Regions from separate parts of the Mus musculus genome. Here region 2 is linked to region 1. The links are chromatin loops, found by intact Hi-C in ENCODE. Cell type or tissue: gastrocnemius. All regions are shown on one strand. Links, peaks and the distances in the headings refer to the core of each region. The heading gives the core; the rest is flanking DNA.

Region 1 (11,164 bases), core at 1,599-9,598:
TTGGGTGTGATCTACATTGGAGAAGAAAGGAAGGGAGGGAGGGAAGGGAAGGAAGTCTTTGCGAGACTGTTAGGAAATGACCTCAACCTTGTACTTCAGAATGGAAAAAGCCAAGGTGCTGGGATGTAGCTCAGTTGGTAGAGTGCCTGCCTAGCATACACAGAGACCTGGATTCGGTTCCTACCCCTGCATAAACAAAAGCATGTGGACCCTAAGTGGGTGTTTGCAGTGACTTTAAAAAAAAGATTTATTTATTATTATAAATAATAATTATTATTAATTAGTCAGATCTCATTACAGGTGGTTGTGAGCTACCATGTAGTTGTGGGATTTGAACTCAGGACCTTCAGAAGAGCAGTCATTGCTCTTAACTGCTGAGCTATCTCCTGAGTACCTTTCAGGGACTTAGGAACAGTAAGCAGGTAATGACTGGGACAGCAGTTGTATCCTCCTGGGAGGGAAATGAAAGAGGATCGGGAGTTCAAGGCCACCTACGGCTACATAAGGCCCTGACTCAGGTCAGAGGGGTGATTTACCAGAGAAAGGCATTTGTGAGCTAGCCTTATCACCTGAGTTCAATTCTCTGGGTCTCACATGGTGGAAAAAAGAATACCAACTCCCATAAATTATCATCTGACCTTTACATACACATTCATGCTCACACAAATGCATAAAGTATAATAAAAAGTTTTAATAATAATAATAATAATGATAATAATGATCCTGTCTGAAACACTGAAAAAGAAAGAAGGGGGTGTATGATGGCTTAAGCCTATATTCCCAGTAGTTTAGGAGGCTGAGACAGGAGGATTGTTGTGAGTTGGAGGGTAACCTGGACTACAAAGTGAGTTCCAGGTACAATTTTACCTCAAAACCAAACAAAAGAAGAGAAATACAAGATCAGTTATTGATGTTTCTGAGGAAGTGACCTCAGTGCCCCCAATGCCTGCGAGTACTCTCTCCACCAGACATTTTTTCAGTCACTGTGCATGCCGTGAAGATGGCCTGGTCCCTGCCCGCAGGAGTGAAGACAGATAGATAGGCTTGCTCCCCGCCCCCCAGGAGTTTCCAGTGAAATAAACAACCAAGAAAGTACTGACTATGATTAAACAGAGAACCCTGCAGGTCAACCACTTGACAATCCTGCAAGACAGATCATGATGAGCCTTCGGGAAGCGCTCCATGAGGGAATCAAACCTGAGTTGCAGGCCAGTGCCTGTCTTGAGAGAGTGGGAGGGAGACCATTCCAAAGAGAGGGAGCAGGCTCTGCAAAGGCCCAGAACATGGCAGGCAGGGACAGGGAGATCTGAGGAGCTCCAGGTCACTCATGTAGACAGAGTGAAAAAGAACAGGGCATCAGATGAAGCCCACTGTAGCAGGCCAGTGAAGAGACCAGAGAGCCCAGTGAGGTGGTTGATAGACTTAGTTATGCCTAGAGACACAGCTGGGAACTGGGACATGACTTCCTCTGGAGACAAAAGCAAGGAGCCAGAGAGTAGTTTTTGTTTGTTTGTTTGTTTGTTTGTTTTAATTTTATTTATTTAATGTATGAGTGCTCTGCTGCACATACACCTGCCTGCCTGAAGAGGGCATCAGATTCCCCCATAGATGGTTGTGAGCCACCATGTGGTTGCTGGGAATTAAATTCAGGACCTCTGGAAGAGCAGCCAGTGCTCTTAGCCACTGAGCTGCTTTTCTCACCAGCCCCAGAAAGAGCCACAACTCACTCCCTCTCCCATCCCCTGGCCTGAGGCCTAGACCTCCGGAATCCCAAGGCTCCAGCTTGGACCAGGAGTTTCCAAGTCAGGCATAAAGAACTTGCCAAAAAGGAGCCTTTAGTCACAGCACCCTTGAGGCAGAGGCAAGATCTCTATGACCGAGTAGGAGGCTCGCCTGGTCCACATAGTGAGTTCTAGGCCATCCAGGGCTACGGGCAGGGATGTGGGACAGCTCAGGACTACAGCATTTGCTCAATACTCACAGGGCAATGTGAGTGATTTAGGGGCCTGTGGGGCAGATGATGGTGAAAACAGAAAAACACACTCCAGACCCACATGTTTTGCTACGCCAAGAAAGAAAGAAAGAAAGAAAGAAAGAAAGAAAGAAAGAAAGAAAGAAAGAGAAAAAAAATGTACACAGCACCACTCTGGCTCCATCATCCTGGGCTTTGCTCCTGGTCATTTTCCTTACCCTCCCCCCACCCCCACCCCCTTTTCTTCTCCAGTCTCTGGTTTGTGAAGGCAATCAGAACAGAGTCAAGGGTGACATACTGGGGTGTTGGTGCCACCTCCTGGTAGCCACAGGAAATGCAACATCTTGTTTTGGCCTGGTTCAGAGGTGGTTTGTATTGGGATATACAATATATCCAACTTGTGGTCATCAGGACATTCTTGGAGGACAGTTTTCTTTCAACTGTTTATTTTATTTCACGTGTGTGAATGTTTCATCTGCTTGCATGTATGTGCGCTTTGCAGAAGTCGGACAGGATCATCGGATCACCTAGGGACAGGATGGAGCCCTTGGTCCCCAAGCAAGAGCAGCAAGTGTTTTTAACCACTGAACCCTCTCTCCAGACTTCCCTGGGAGACAGTTTTCTTCAGAAACAAGTTTCTAATCCATGCTTGGGGGAGGTGCTAAGCAACTGCGTCTACTCAAAACCCTCCACTGACTTCAGGATTGGGGTCCATGGCCCTTAACATGACTCAGGATTTCAGTCTGGTCCTCCTCAGCCCCAGCCCCCTGCATGGGTGCTCCCACATGGTGCCTCCAACCAGAAATTCCCTGTATCTCTGCAATAGCCATGGATGTTGTTGTGATTTGAATAGGTATGGTCCCCATAAAGTCATGTGTTTGACTGTTTGGCCTATAGGGTGTGGCACTATTAGGAGGTGTGGCCTTGTTGGAGGTGTGTCAGTGGGGGCAGGCTTTGATGTCTCCTATGCTCAAGCTACACCCAGTGTGGCACACAGTCTCCTGATTCCTGAGGAACTCTCAGCTCAGTCGGTATGCCTGTCATGTCTGCCTGGATGCTGCCATGCTTCCTACCATGATGATAATGGACTGAACCTCAGAACATGTAAGCCAGCCCCAATTAAATGTTTTCCTTTTTAAGAGTTGCCTTGGTCATGGTGTCTGTTCACAGCAGTAAAACCTTAACTAAGACAGTGGGAAAAAGTGTCTCACAGAGTGGGAACAGCAAGTGCAAAGGCCAAGGTATCTCTAAGGAGACGGGAGAAGCCAAGGACTGGAAAGAAAACTAGAGTTGCCAGAGCTGTGCCAATAGATCTCAGGGGCCTTGGCAAGGGGTTGAGTATCTGGCAAAGGGTGGAAGGTGAGGTTTTCAGCAGCAAATGTCATGATAGCGCATATGTTTGGAAAGAGTCCCACAGAGCTGCCTGGTACGAGCTGGCAGTTTAGATGGAGCTGGCAGGGGCACATGGGAGATAGAAGGTGGAGGCTTGGATTCTTGAGACCTTACTCCAAGCTGGTTCTGCCTGCATTAGGGCTCTCAATCTCTGGCTTTAGCTTTTCTGGAGCCAAGACAAGGATCAGGCCTCTGACTGACCTCCTTAGGGAGAACTTCCTCCTCCTCCTCCTCCTCCTCCTCTTCTTCCTCTTCTCCTTTATTTATTTATTTTATGAATATGAGCACATCATTGCTCTCTTCAGACTCATCAGAAGAGGGCATCAGATCCCATTACAGATGATTGTGAGCCACCACGTGGTTGCTGGGAATTGAACTCAGGACCTCTGGAAGAGCAGTCGGTACTCTTCAGCCCAGGGGAACTCTTCTTACTTGTGTGTGTTATGCCAGCTCTGGATACATTTCAGGCCTACCCCTCCAACATCCAACTTCCCAGCTTCTGGTAGGAAGCTGAGCTGTGAGACCTGCCAACCTACTTCACGGAGGAGGAAGCTTAGATGCAAAGTTGGGGAGCTAGCTACCAGAGGAAGAGGTGAGCTTTGAGCCAAGGTCTCTGTGCCCTCCCACCATCCCAGTTATAAGAACAGCCAGTTATACCCAGGCCTACCAGTTATAGGCAGGGCTCTGTCACCCTGTGTGACTCAGCATTCTCTCCTGCAAGATGGGGGCATACCAGTTTCTCACTGCTGTGACAGAAGCAAGCAAGTAGGGAAGGAATGGTTTGTTCAGGCTCATGGTGGGAGGGTACAGTCCGAGACAGCATGGCGGCAGGAGAGTGGTCATGTGGCACCCACAACCAGAAAGCATCAGAAGATGAACTCTGGTGTTTCTCACTCTCCATCTTTCTAGGAACAGCTCTGTAGACAGGCCTATAGATGCATTTCCATGGAGTCAAGTTGATGTTGTGAAAGTTTCCTCTAGGATTGAAACATTCCACTATGCAGGCGAGATCATGTTTCCTTGGTTTGGTTTGGTTTGGTTTGGTTTGGTTTGGTTTGGTTTGGTTTGGTTTTTTCGAGACAGGGTTTCTCTGTATAGCCCTGGCTGTCCTGGAACTCACTTTGTAGACCAGGCTGCCAGGCTGGCCTCGAACTCAGAAATTCGCCTGTCTCTGCCTTCCGAGTGCTGGGACAGCCAGGGCTACAGAGAAACCCTGTCTCGAAAAACCAAAAAAAAAAAAAAAAAAAAAAAAAAAAAAGAGTTGCCTTGGTCATGGTGTCTGTTCACCGCAGCAAAACCCTAACTAAGACATCTCCCCAGGAAAAGCTTTGTCATACAACAGTTGACAAAGAGGATTAACATGATCATCATAATAACCTGCCTAGTAGTATCTGTAAGGTGGATGGAACGGGTACCCATCCCGCCCAGGACGGCACTGGCGTCAGCAGCATAGGAACGCTGTTGCAGTAGCTGCACTTGCTCGGGAGAGCTCGGATAAGGAAGGAGGAAGCCGAGGCTTTGCCAAGTCACCTAAGTCCAGTCAAAGGCGCCCAATGCAAGCAGCGTTTCCTTTCCCATTTGCCAGGGTGTTTGTTTGTTTGTTTGTTTTGTTTTGTTTTGTTCTGTTTGTTTTGCTTTTTTTTTTTTCTTTTTCCTGAGCCCTGGCTGTCCTGTAACTCTCTTTGTAAACCAGGCTGTCCTGAAACTCACTGAGATCCTCCAGCCTCTGTCCTCCCTGAATGCTGGGATTAAAAGTGGTGACTCTTGTCAATTTGTTTTTTTTTTTTAAGATTTATTTATTATTATATGTAAGTATACTGTAGCTGTCTTCAGACACACCAGAAGAGGGAGTCAGATCTCGTTAGGGATGGTTGTGAGCCACCATGTGGTTGCTGGGATTTGAACTCAGGACCTTCGGAAGAGCAGTCGGGTGCTCTTACCCACTGAGCCATCTCACCAGCCCAGTCAATTTGTTTTTAAGATAGACTCTCTTATAGCCCAGGTTGCCCCTAAAGTCACAATGTAACCAAGAATAACCTGGAACTTCTATTTGAGTTAGTCCTACTATGTAGTCCCCCCTGGCCTCAAACCACAGAGATAGGCCTGACCCCGCCTCCCAAATGCCAGAAAGTGTGCACCCCCACACCTAGCTGACCTTGAACTTCGGAGTCTCTTCACTTTCCACCACCAAGCTTACAGGCTTGCACCTCCAGACCTAGTTTTTTTGTTTTGTTTTGTTTTTCCTTTCTTATTTATTTATTTATTTATTTATTTATTTATTTATTTATGATTCTTCAGCTGACAGCAAGAGTATCTATTGTACACGAGTTACACTTGGCCACAAGTGAGAACAGACCTAGTCCAGAATGCCAAAGGTCCAGGGCAGAGAGCCAGCCGGACTGTTTGGGTTATAAGAAAGGCAGTCATTTTCCCAGGTGATCTCGGCCAGATCACGTTCCAGGTCCACTGAGACTTACTACCGACAGCAGCATACAGATCAACAACTTGTTCCGGTGTCCTGGCCTTCGGCATCCCTTACCTCTCTGCTCCTGCAGGCTTCGTGGGTGCACAAGCTAATTTACTTGGACCTCTGCCTCTTCTTTCTTCTCTTCTCTTGCGCCTCAGCCTGCGCATTCATTCGCATTCTCTTCTTCCGCCACTTCCCTCTCGTGGCGCAGGAGTTTCAAAGAAGATGGCGCTAAGGCCGAGCCAAACCTAGTTTTTATAAGGGGCCTTGAAAGCGTACGAAGGAGCCACTACATTCTAGAGTCCTAAAAGGCACAACAAATGCCCTGAGCCCAGAAGCAAGCTACTCTCTTCTCAGACGTTGACAGCTCAGGGTTTGGGAGCCCGGGAGACGCCAGACAGAGAAGTGACGAGGGCCAGGAAGCCCAGGCTTGCAGTGAAGGAGTCCAGGGCTCCTTCCCTCCCTGAGAACTCCTCTATGTAATTCCCGTGCTTAGTCACATGGGGGTGACAGTGCATCAGGGAGGCCCTGCTCCTCTGAGTCAGCAAAAATAGAAAAACTAAGTGGGGCTGGAGACAGTGACTAAAAGCAATGAGTGCTCTTCCAGAGGACCTGGGTTCAATTCCCAGCACCCACATGGCAGCTCACAATTGTCTGTAACTCCAAGATTTGATACCCCCCCCCAAAAAAAAAAGAAAAGAAATTAAAAAAAAAAAGATTTGATACCCTTACCCGGACATACCAATGCACATAAAATAATAATAATAATTAATAAGCAGGAGCTAAAGGAGGGCTGGCTTATCAGGTAAAGATGCTCACCGCCAAATCTGATGATCTGAGTTGAGTCACTGGAACCCACACATTGGAGGGACAGATCAGACTCCTGAAAGCTGCCCTCTGACCTACACTGGTGCACACTCCCCTAAAAGAATTAAATAAATGGTTTGTTTTAGTGTCTTTTTTTTTTTTTTTTCGTTTTTCGAGACAGGGTTTCTCTGTGTAGCCCTGGCTGTCTCCTGGAACTCACTCTGTAGACCAGGCTGGCCTCGAACTCAGAAATCTGCCTGCCTCTGCCTCCCGAGTGCTGGGATTAAAGGCGTGCACTACCACGCCCGGCTCATAGTAGTATCTTTAGGTGACTCAGAGATCTACTGAGAATTCTTACCACATCCCAGTGACGGACAGTCCATTCAAATTCCCAACTGACAAGTCAGACAGCCTGCCCAAGATTACCCAGCCAGAATGTGAACCTGGTCAGGGTTGCTCCCAATCAGGCTGCAGCAGCTTCTGATCCTAGGCTCACAGTCCAGCTCCAGCCTCTGTCTGCCAGCATCTGGAGGCTAAGCTGCTTCAGCTGAGCTGGCAGAGCAGAGTTCTTCGTGGGGAGAGACATGCTTGCACAAGAGGTTGGGGGAGAGACTGTCTGTACCTCTGTTGTAGAAAGGCTGGTCTGAGGGGTGAAGCCTTTGCTTTCCCTCATATATACAGTTATGTGTGTGTTTATATATGTGTATACATACACATATATGTGTGTGTATACACATATGTATATGCATATGTGTGTATATATGTGTGTATACATATTTATATATTCTATGTATCTATGTATGATATATATATGTATATGTATATATACACACACACACACACACACACATATACATATATATTAGGCTTTAGAACAGAGGTTCTCAACCTTCCAAATGCTGCATGCAACCCTTTAATACAGTTCATTTATGGTATGGTGACCCCAACCATAAAATTATTTCCATTGCTACTTCATAACTGTAATTTTGCTACTGTTATGAATCATAATGTAAATATCTGATATGTGACCCCCGTGAAGGGGTCCTTTGATCCCCTTGCTCTACAGTCTGAATTCTGGGGCTCTTCTAACTTCAAAAAACAGATATTCAGAGAGCACTCACTAAACACTTTCAGCTAAACATTATGCCACTTTTATTTACTTATTTACATATTACATTTGGCTGCTGGGACCAACCCAGAACCTTGTGCATGTTAAGCGAGGATTGTGCAACAGGGTGCAAATTCAGCCCAAGCATGCAGTCCTTATGAGACAGGACTGTCTCACTATAATCACTATACAGCCCTGTAGTTGTCTTCAGGTGAAGAATAGAAAATTACTGGCCTCTTGTGAAAACATGAACTTTTTACCTCGGAGCCCACCCCCTCCCATCTGAAAAACATTTTTGAGATAAAGGCCTCCTGGAACAACCTCAAAATGAACCGGGTACATTGCCAAATGATAGGACATGACTCCTTAGTTACGTAGATTCCTTGATAGGACATGACTCCTTAGTTACGTAGATTCCTCTGACAGAACCCCTTGTCCTTTGGCAGAACTCCCTAGTGATGTAAACTTGTACTTTCCCTGCCCAGTTCTCCCCCTTTGAGTTTTACTATATAAGCCTGTGAAAAATTCTGGCTGACCGTCGAGACTCCTCTACCCTGTGCTAAGGTGTATGAGTTTCGACCCCAGAGCTCTGTGTGCTTCCATGTTGCTGCTTTATTTCGACCCCAGAGCGCTGGTCTGTGTGCTTTCATGTTGCTGCCTTATTAAATCTTGCCTTCTACATTTTATGTATGGTCTCAGTGTCTTCTTGGGTACGCGGCTGTCCCGGGACTTGAGTGTCTGAGTGAGGGTCTTCCCTCGAGGGTCTTTCATTTGGTGCGTTGGCCGGGAAACAGCGCGACCACCCAGAGGTCCTAGACCCACTTAGAGGTAAGATTCTTTGTTCTGCTTTGGTCTGATGTCTGTGTTCTGATGTCTGTGTTCTGTTTCTAAGTTTGGTGCGATCGCAGTTTCAGTTTTGCGGACGCTCAGTGAGACCGCGCTCCGAGAGGGAGTGCGGGGTGGATAAGGATAGACGTGTCCAGGTGTCCACCGTCCGTTCGCCCTGGGAGACGTCCCAGGAGGAACAGGGGAGGATCAGGGACGCCTGGTGGACCCCTTTGAAGGCCAAGAGACCATTTGGGGTTGCGAGATCGTGGGTTAGAGTCCCACCTCGTGCCCAGTTGCGAGATCGTGGGTTCGAGTCCCACCTCGTGTTTTGTCACGGGATCGTGGGTTCGAGTCCCACCTCGTGTTTTGTCACGGGATCGTGGGTTCGAGTCCCACCTCGTGTTTTGTTGCGAGATCGTGGGTTCGAGTCCCACCTCGCGTCTGGTCACGGGATCGTGGGTTCGAGTCCCACCTCGTGCAGAGGGTCTCAATTGGCCGGCCTTAGAGAGGCCATCTGATTCTTCTGGTTTCTTTTTTGTCTTAGTCTCGTGTCCGCTCTTGTTGTGACTACTGTTTTTCTAAAAATGGGACAATCTGTGTCCACTCCCCTTTCTCTGACTCTGGTTCTGTCGCTTGGTAATTTTGTTTGTTTACGTTTGTTTTTGTGAGTCGTCTATGTTGTCTGTTACTATCTTGTTTTTGTTTGTGGTTTACGGTTTCTGTGTGTGTCTTGTGTGTCTCTTTGTGTTCGGACTTGGACTGATGACTGACGACTGTTTTTAAGTTATGCCTTCTGAAATAAGCCTAAAAATCCTGTCAGATCCCTATGCTGACCACTTCCTTTCAGATCCTCAGCTGCCCTGCCTCCCACTCCAACTCCAGAGAGCAGCCAGCGGGTAACAGTGGTCCCGCCCATGGACCTGGAGCCTAGGGAAAAATGAGCTCGGAAATCCGGAGCAAATGAGGAGTGGTCCCTGAGAAGTCAGTGGCCTGAATGTTGTGGCTGCTGAAGCAAAAGAAGAGGAGGCTGTTCGAGTAGCCGGCCAAGAGCGCTGCAGGTTCCCAGGCAGCTTCTCATTCCCCTGTCCCTCCCATCCCGTCTCTTGTTAACAGAAAAACTGCTTTCACTTTAAGATAAGTGCCGGTTGCAGCCAGCTGTGAGAGCTGCACTCCCGTCTCTGCTCTAAAGTTCCCTCTTCTCAGAAGGTGGCACCACCCTGAGTTGCTGGCAGTGAGTCTGTTCCAAGTTCCAGTGAGGGAGGCATCCGCCCACTTGGGGCTTCTGTCCAAGGTAAGGAGCACCTGTGAGTCTAACTGCCAGACTCTGATGGGGGTCTCGTCTCTGTGGGACTAGAAAGTGTCCCAACAATCTGACCAAGGTAACAGGAAGTTAAGACAAAGACAGAGATCAGAGTCAAAATCAGAGCTGTGCTGTGAGACAGATAGATAAGAGAAATAAAATGCTGGTCACAAAAGTCAGGAAAATTAAAAAACTTAGATAGTACCTGGCAACAAAAGAAAGCTTTTGGCTAAAGATCAACGTGTATACTGTAAAGAAAATGAGCACTGGGTGAGAGACTGCCCCAACAAAAAGAAGAGGAGCCCCCCTCATGACCAAACCCTTCACCTGTTCGTGGCTAAAAGTAAAGAGATAACAAAAGGGGTGCTAACACAGAAGCTGAGTCCTTAAAAGAGTCCGGTGGCCTACCTGTTAAAGCAGCTAGAAAAAGAGACTGTGTTTCATACTCCTCCACCGACCAGTGCAAAACAAGCTAAAAAGTTCCTGGGCACTGCGGGCTTTTGCAGATTGTGGATTCCAGGTTTTGCTGAGTTAAAGAGATAAACAGCCCTTCGTATAGAGAAAAAGGAACAATCTTAGATGGCCTTGGATGCTCTTGAGACTGCCCTAATGTTATCCCCAGCTATGGGACTCCTAGATGTGACTGAGAACAAAGGTATTGCCAAAAAAGTTCTTACTCAGAGATTGGGACCCTGAAAAAGACCTGTGGCATACTTGTAAGAAATTAGACCTGGTGGCTGTAAGATGGCCTGCTTGTCTGCACATAGTGGCTTCTGGTCAAGGACGCAGATAAATTGACTCTGAGACAAAACTTGGCACATGTCCTAGAAAGTGTGGTTCAGCCCCCATGACCAATGGCTGACTAACGCTCTTGAAAGCATTATCCAACCGTCCCCCTGACCGATGGACACATTATCAGAGCTTTTTGTTGACTGAACGAGTGACCTTCGCTCCCCCTGCTATCCTCAATCTCACTACTGCCTGAGACTTCACCTACTCATCATTGTGCTGACATTCTGGCAGAAGGAACTCATACTCGAAATGATCTGAAGGATCAGATCAGCCTTGGCCTGAGAGTTCGAGCTGGTACACGGATGGCAGTAGCCTGAAGGTTAAAGGTAAGCGGAAGGCGGGGACAGCAGTGCAGTGATGGACAGAAAGCAAGTGATCTAGGCCAGCAGCCTCCCTAAAGGGACTTCAGCCCAGAAAGCTAAACTTGTGGCTTTAATACAAGCTCTATAAATGGTAAAAAAAAAAAAAAGTCTACACGGACAGCAGGTATGCTCTTGC
Region 2 (8,000 bases), core at 1-8,000, 50 kb after region 1:
TGACAGGCACAACATTTTACTAATGATGTTATCTCCCTGCACCCCTCCTTCCCCGTTTGATGTAGGGCCTATTTATTTGGTTTTTATTTTATCTTTATTTTAAGATAGATCCTTGCTATTAACCCAGGCTAGCATTGAAGTCCAAACAGTCCTTTTGCTTCAGTCTCTAGAGTGCTGGGCTTCCAGGGGTGAACCATTACCTGTTGAGACAAGATCTTGTTAAAGAAGATTTCCTTTTGTTTTATATGTATGAGTATTTGCCTGCGTGTATGTGTGTGTACCACATGCATGCCTAGTATTCAAAAAGGCCAGAAGAGGCTGCTGAATACCCTAGAACTGTAGTTACAGATATTTGTGGTCTGCCCTGTAGGTGCTAGGAACTGAATCCAGGTCCTTTGCAAATACAGCTGAGTTATCTTCCTGCCCCCAGAATCCTTTTTCATTTTATTTTATTTTTATGTTTTGAGATAATTTCTTACCCTAGCCCAGGGTATCCTTTAACTCCTGATCCTCCTGCCTCTGCCTTCCAAGAGCTGGGATTTTAGATGTGTGCCACCATTCCTGGTTAGGCATTGCTGGGGAGTGAACCCAGGGCTTTGACCATACTAGACAAGGATTCTACCAGCTGAGCCACTGCCTCCACCCTAGTTTTAACTCCTTAGGAGCTTTGTTCTGATACTTAGCAGACAAGAATGGGGTTTTTATTAAAGTGCTGCATGCTTGAATATATTGATTTCTGACAGTGTTTAGCCAGAAATGGTAGTTGGGGAACATTTTCAAAGTTTGAATTCAACAGGGTTTCTCAGTGTAGACCAGGCTGTTCTGGAACCCAGAAATCTGCCTGCCTCTGCCTCCTGAGTGCTGGGATTAAAGGTGCCTGCCACCACACTTAGCCTTCAACGTAATTAAAAAGACAAACAAACAAACGTTCTGTCTGTGCATTGAATGTGTGTTTGTGCTTACGGAGGCCAGAAAAGAGGGTACTAGATGCCCTGTGACAGAGGTGTACTAGAAGAGTACTGTGAAGAGGGTACTAGATGCCCTGTGACAGAGGTGTACTAGAAGAGTACTGTGAAGAGGGTACTAGATGCCCTGTGACAGAGGTGTACTAGAAGAGTACTGTGAAGAGGGTACTAGATGCCCTGTTACAGAGGTGTACTAGAAGAGTACTGTGGGGGTACTAGATGCCCTGTGACAGGAGTTACAGATGACTATGGGCTACTGGGCAGGTGTTGGGAGTCAAACCTGGATCCTTTGGAAGAGTAGTAGTGCTCTTAACTGCGGAGCCGTTCTCCAGTCTTTAAATTTTAAAAATTAACTTAGTGTGTGAATGTGCTTATGTCATTGTGCTCATATTTAGATGGGAGGACAACTTGTGAGAATTAGTTTTCTTATTTCACCTGGTGAGTTCTGGCATCGGAGTGCATTTGTCGAACTTCTCAGCTCTACCTGCTTGACCATCTTGCTGCTGGTCTTTGACTTTTTTTTTTTTTTTTTTTTTGAGAAAGAGAAATTATTTCTCAACTGTATTTATAGCTCAAGGTCTAGACTGGCCTGGTAAATGTTAAATACATGAATGAAAGTAATATTTGATTTACCTTAGTTAGGTTCATAGAATTCCCTCAGAAACAAATGGCCTAGGGATATAGCTCTGTGGGTAGAGTACTTGCCTGGTTAGCCCCATACCCTGGGCTTTGTCCCCAGCCCTGCATAAACACATGGGATGATGATGATGACACACACCTCTAGTCGCAGCACTTGATTATGGAGGATCGTGAGGTGAGGGTCATCCGTGGCTGTGTGGTAAGTTTGAATTCAAAGTTAGCATATGCTGCTGAGATCTCAGCCAGCCACCAGTAGAGTGAGTACAAAGAAAACATTCTTGTTGTGAAGCGTGTCCTCTCATTGCCTTCTTTCTGCAGAGGCAAAGATGTACAACAGCCCTAAAACATCTCTAGAGGCCTGGGTGAGGTCAGTCAGTAAGACTTGAAGTGGTCAAATTGACTACTTAAGAATTTTATTTTTGACTTGAAGAAGTTAAATATTGGTTATTTGGGTCATGAGGTTTTTGTGAATTTCAAGAGTTTCATCACTTTATTATCCTAGGCTAAAGATTATCTAGCATTGCCAGTCCTCAGAATACATTCCTGATATTTGGTGCTGGGGATAAAACCCAGGGCCCTGTATGAATTAGGCATATGCTCATTATTGAGCTACATACCTGGCCTGTCTCTCCCCTGCAAGTCTTAATTTGTAGTCCCGATAGCTTCAAACTCCTTGTGTAGTCTAGTTTGGTCTCCAACTTGTGTTCTTGCCTATGCCTTCTATGTGTTGGGATTACAAATATGAACCACTGGCTTTTAGACCATGCTTTCTTTCATTTTTTATTACATTTATTTGAGTGTGGCAAGTAAGGGAACACCTGTGCCATGGCACACATGGAGGTAAGAGGATCATGTGATCAAACTCAGGTCATCCCACTTGTTGGCAAACAGGTTTATTCACTGTGCCTTGTGTATGTATGTGCATGCCCCTCTGTCTGTCTGTCTGTCTCTCTCTCTCACACACACCCTTTTAAAAAAAGATTTTTTTATTATTTTAATTATTTATGTATATTGTGTAGGTATGTGTATATGTGTGTTAGGTGTCCAAGGAGGCCATTCAAGAGCTCCTTTGATCCTCTGGATGTTGAACTCATGTAGTCCACTCTAACTTCAAACTTATCTCAGCTTCCTAAATGCTAGGATTATAGATTGTACCACTGTGCCCTGCTCTCCTTAAATAGATTTTTTTTTTAGCAGATGTAGACCCTAAATCTACATATACTAACTGTATTCCATTGCATTCACAAATTACATTTTATATTTCCATTCTTCAGTTAGTGGTCATCTGATTGTTTTTACTTTTTTGACTGTGGTAAATTATTTTTATGAACATTTATATACATTTTGTGTGTGTGTTTCTGTGTTTCCCTAGTGTTAATGGCAGGCAAGTATTCTACCACTAAACCTTGTACTCAGAAATTTGCCTACTTCTGCCTCCTGGATGCTGGGCTTAAAGGTCTGTGCCACCACCACCTGCACTGAAGAAATCTTTTAATCTTTCAGAAAGAAAACCATTTTTTTTTTAAATTTATTTTATATATGTGAGTACACTGGTGCTGTCTACAGACACACCAGAAGAAGGCATAGGATCTCATTACAGATGGTTGTGAGCCACCTTGTGGTTGCTGAGAATTGAACTCAGAACCTCTGGAAGAGCAGTCAGTGCTCTTAACCTGTGAGCCATCTCTCCAGCCTGGATCTTTTGGTCTCTTCACAGGGTGTATTAAAGTTGCCATCCCGCATCCAGTGCCTGTTGTTTTGCTAGTCATAGCTCAGCACATTTATTTTTTGGCAGTGTGTCTGATAATACAATGTAATCCATTTGTAATAGGTATATGAATAGAAGGCAGAACCAATTCCATCTCCTCATTTATGGTTAAATTCTCATAAATAGTATCTGAGGTTTTATTGTTATCAAATGATAAATGTGGTCATTAATAATTTGAGCTTCAGTTGTTCTATCCAGCTTTGAATCCATGGACTAAACTGATACTGTTACTGTGTGTGTTGTGTATGTGTATGTGTGTATATCGGGGCACTTGTGCTTGGAGGCCAAAAGTGTTAGTTATCTTGTAATAAGTATAAAGTATGCCTTATGGAAATGCAGGAAAGATCATTGTGCTTGATAAATTGGAAATAACAAGTAAATAAGAATTGAATAATATTTATTAATGATTGCAAATAAACAAGTACATTTAGGACTTAAATAATATCAATGATTGGCAAATTTTTCTTTTGGGAGCAGGGAATTTCAGACAGGGTTTCTCTGTCTCTTTAGCCCTGGCTGTAATAGAATTCAATTTATTGATCAGGCTGGCCTCAGATTCATAAAGATCTGCCTGCCTTTGCCTATTGAGTATTAAAGTTGGGTGCCATCAGCACCTGGTCACAAGTTACAGATTACATTAGAAATATAGGTACCTAAGTTGCCAAATGCAATGTTAGTATCAATTAGATTTTGACAAATAAAATATATATTTTTCTTTTCAAGCATTCGTTTTTTGAGACAGTTTCATGTAGCTCAGATTGGCTTGGAACTAAACAATGTACTAGCTGATGCTGTCACTGAACTCTGAGTCTCTGCCACCATACAGGGCTTCATTCAGGCTCTAAAAGTTCATATAGTTAACAAACTTTTAAAGACTTTCTGAATTGATTGGCAAATAGCTTCCCTTTTTTAAAGGGAAGTTCTATATTTTCTATTCTACTCTTCTATTCTTAGTGACTATGAAAATGAAAACTAGTATTTTCAGGTGAATTTAACTTACAAACATGAGTATTTTGAAGCATCGTAAGTCATTCTATTTCACATGCTTTATGTGAAAGCCTTTTGTTTAAGTGTATGTGGGTCTTTTGCTTATATGCCTGTCTGTGTACCAGTGTGTGGTGGCAGTAGGGTTCAGAAGAGGGCTTTGAATCCTCTGGAACTAGACTTACAGATGGTTGTGGCCACTGTGTGTGTGTGTGTGTGTGTGTGTGTGTGTGTGTGTGTGTGTGTGTGTGTTGGCAGTGAAACCACAGTCCTCTGGCAGAGTATATATGTTCTAATTGATCTTTCTCTCCAGCCCCAAGTGAAAGCAGTCTTTAGATTGAAAGATGCTTTTAAATAAGGGCATTATTCATTATTTATCTTTCCTTGGATTATTTCAATGAATCATTCTTTATATATTTTTTTAAGATTTATTTATTTTTATTATATGTAATTACACTGTAGTTGTCTTCAGACACTCCAGAAGAGGGAGTCAGATCTCATTACGGATGGTTGTGAGCCATCATGTGGTTGCTGGGATTTGAACTTCGGACCTTCAGAAGAACAGTTGGGTGCTCTTACCCGCTGAGCCATCTCACCAGCCCGAATCATTTCTTATATTTTTTTATGACCACTTGAGTGCCAAGTGGATAGTTTAAGTCATTTAGGTAGGAACTCTGTAAGCACCTTTGAAGACATGGTCCTTAGGGTGAAATAGTCCTTGGATTAACCTGAGAGATTGTTCTTAGTCCTCGCACTCCAGAGAGTTTGGCCTCTGCAAAATACCTTAGTATGTTTGCACCTTTTTTTGTATATACAGGATTGAAGGCTCAGGCTTGTGAACACAAGTTTTTTTCCTCTGAAAGCAGGAATTTGTGCTATTTAGAGACATGGACCTCAGAGCTAAATGGAGGCAGATGCCATATCAGTCAGGCATATTATTTTTGGAGAAAAGATTCAGGCTGAATTGAACAATTCCTAAGAGCTTAATTTATATTTATATTGTATTCTATTTGAATGTTGTTCAGAGTTGTACTATGTTATATTTTGTATATCTTCTTTGTTCATTATGGGAAAAATTTATGTAGTATGAGTAGAGTATGACCTGTACTTCTAGAATTTGATTTTGTTCTGTTTGGGGCAGAGTCTCACTATATAGTCCTGGCTATCTGGAGCTCACTGTGTAGACCAGGCTGGCATTGAACTAGTGATGTATTCTTGCCTCTTCCTCCCATGTACTAAAGTTAAAGGCTTGTACCATCATATCTTGTGTAATTTTAGGATTTTGTTTTTATAATCACCATTAATGATTGTAAAACAAATTGAAAATTATTCTAAAAGGCTATGCTGTGAACAGTTGAGGCAGGGTAATTTGTGCTAGGCTGTCTTTTTTTTTTTTTTTTTCTTTTTTAACATTAAAAGCATGTATTGTTGCACTGGAGAGATAGCTCAGAGGTTAAGAGCACTGGCTGCTTTTCCAGAGGTCCTGGGTTCAATTCCCAGCAACCACATGGTGGCTTATAACCATCTATGGTAAGATCTGGTGCCATCTTTTGGGCTGCAGGCATATATGCAGGCAGAATGCTGTATACATAATAAATAACGAAATAAATCTTAAAATATTTATTGTGGTTGTGAGTGGGTACTGTGTTAATGTGGAGGCAGAGGGTAACATGGGAGTTTGTTTTCTGCACAGTGAGTCTCAGGTTGTTAGCTTGGTGGCAGGTGCTTTTACCCACTGAGCCATCCTGCTGGCCTGGCTGGGTTTTCATTTTGTATTTCTAGGCATTGCTTTTCAGAATTCTAATTGGAGGATAATGCTTCGAAGGTTTTTTTCTTACTGTTCCCCCATGTTTTGTCTGTCTAAGTGTCAACCGAAGAAAAAGTCTACACCACTGAAATATGAAGTTGGAGATCTTATTTGGGCAAAATTCAAGAGACGCCCTTGGTGGCCCTGCAGGATCTGTTCTGATCCATTGATTAATACACACTCAAAAATGAAAGGTAATAACTTACAGTTGATTATTTGTTGTAAAATACAATGTGTGGAATCATGAGCTTTTTAGGAGCTGTTTTTAGTGTGAATCAGGATTTTGGTACTTAGCAGTAATACATTGTTTTCTTGGAAATTTTTAGGAATTAACACCTTTCATTTTTTTAGTTGAAGTTTGTCTTACTCTGAAATTGAAAAGTGGTTAGATCAGGCTGTTAGTACTTGCCTGCAATTTCATGGTTGGAAAGATGGAGTCAGAAGAATCATGGATATGAGGACAGCTACGTAGTGAGATTATGTTTAAAAATTTTTAAAGATTTATTTATTTATGTATATGAGTATACTGTAGCTATACGGATGGTTGCAAGCCATCATGTGGTTGCTGGGTATTGAACTCCCTCTGGCCCCACTCACTCTAGCCCAAAGATTTATTTATTATTATAGATAAATACAGTGTAGCTGTCTTCAGACATACGGGAAGAGGATATCAGATCTCATTATGGATGGTTGTGAGCCACCATGTGGTTGTTGTGCTTTGAACTCAGGACCTTCAGGAAAGCAGTAAGTGTTCTTATCCGTTGAGCCGTCTCTCCAGCCCATTTTAAATTTCAAGACCTCAGGACAGTGAAGGTGCACACCTTTGAGACCCAGCACTTGGGGGACAGAGGCTGGTGAATCTCTGAGTTCCTGGCCAGCTTGGTCTACAGAGTGAGTTCCAGGACAGCCATGACTGTTACGCAAAGAAACCCTGTCTCAAAAAACAACACAAGGGCTGGAGAGATGGCTCAGTGGTTAAGAGCACCGACTGCTCTTCTAAAGGTCCAGAGTCAAATCCCAGCAACAACATGGTGGCTCACAACCCTCCATAACAAGATCTGACCCCCTCTTCTGGAGTGTCTGGAGACAGCTACAGTGTACTTACATATAATAAATAAATAAAATCTTAAAAAAAAACCAAAACTCAGTTATTTTGTATGTATACAATGGAAAATAAAAATGGAAATTTAGTTCTACAAATTAATGTATGTCCCAGTCTCCCTGTCACACACCCCTGACCCCCATATTTTTGTAAATGAGGTTTTATTTTTGTCAGGCTGGCCTTGAACTGTCTGGCAATCTGATCTTCCTCCATCTCCCATGTGCTGGGATATCAGGTGTGTGCCACTCAGTTTATGTGGTGCTATCATCTCGCCTGGGACTTTGTGCATTGTATGTAGTCACTTTACAAACTGAGGTTCATTTATTGACCTTAGACTCTTTACTTAAGAATTTACTTTGTTGGGGCTGGAGAGGTTTCTCAGTAGTTAAGAGTACTGCCTGCCCTTATAGAGATCCTGAGTTCAATTCCCAGCAACCATATGGTGGCTCACAACCATCTGTAATAGAATCTGATGCCCTCTTCAGGGTGTGGGAAAAGTGATCATTCATACATAAAAAATAAATAAGTATTTTTACAAAAGAAAAGAAAATATAATTTACATTGTCTTTAGCCAGAGAAATGGCTCAAAGTGTTTGAAGTATAAGCCTGAAGACCTGAGTTGCTTCGTCGGGCTTCCTATGGTGGAGAGAACTACCACAAGTTGCTGTCTGCCCTCCACATGTATGCTATAGTATGTATGCATATAAATAACAATGTTACAAAAATTGGGAAAAA

Evidence for each region. Hi-C counts contacts between places; a loop is a spot of excess contacts. Peaks named below come from ENCODE experiments on the same cell type or tissue, not always from the same donor. Only the 100,000 strongest peaks of a DNase experiment are listed, where the experiment ranks them.
Region 2: a loop joins it to region 1, with 4 times the contacts of the local background. A loop is called at or near these places in 8 of 42 quality-filtered maps.

The regions. Positions count from the first base shown.
Region 1 is chr13:55,176,489-55,187,652 of GRCm38, forward strand. No RefSeq gene overlaps it. Among named protein-coding and RNA genes, the nearest start is that of Nsd1, 28 kb to the right of the region's middle. In gastrocnemius, for the core only: CTCF peaks have their summits at 2,303 (motif pointing left) and 6,316; DNase peaks (open chromatin) are centred at 2,287, 3,344, 5,796, 6,001 and 1 more place; H3K4me3 peaks cover 1,269 bases; H3K27ac peaks cover 2,376 bases.
Region 2 is chr13:55,227,674-55,235,673 of GRCm38, forward strand. It overlaps Nsd1 (nuclear receptor-binding SET-domain protein 1), which reads left to right. Exons shown (of 23, transcript NM_008739.3): 3 at 6,222-6,357. Among named protein-coding and RNA genes, the nearest start is that of Nsd1, 22 kb to the left of the region's middle. In gastrocnemius, for the core only: a CTCF peak has its summit at 3,218; no DNase peak of the experiment used is centred there.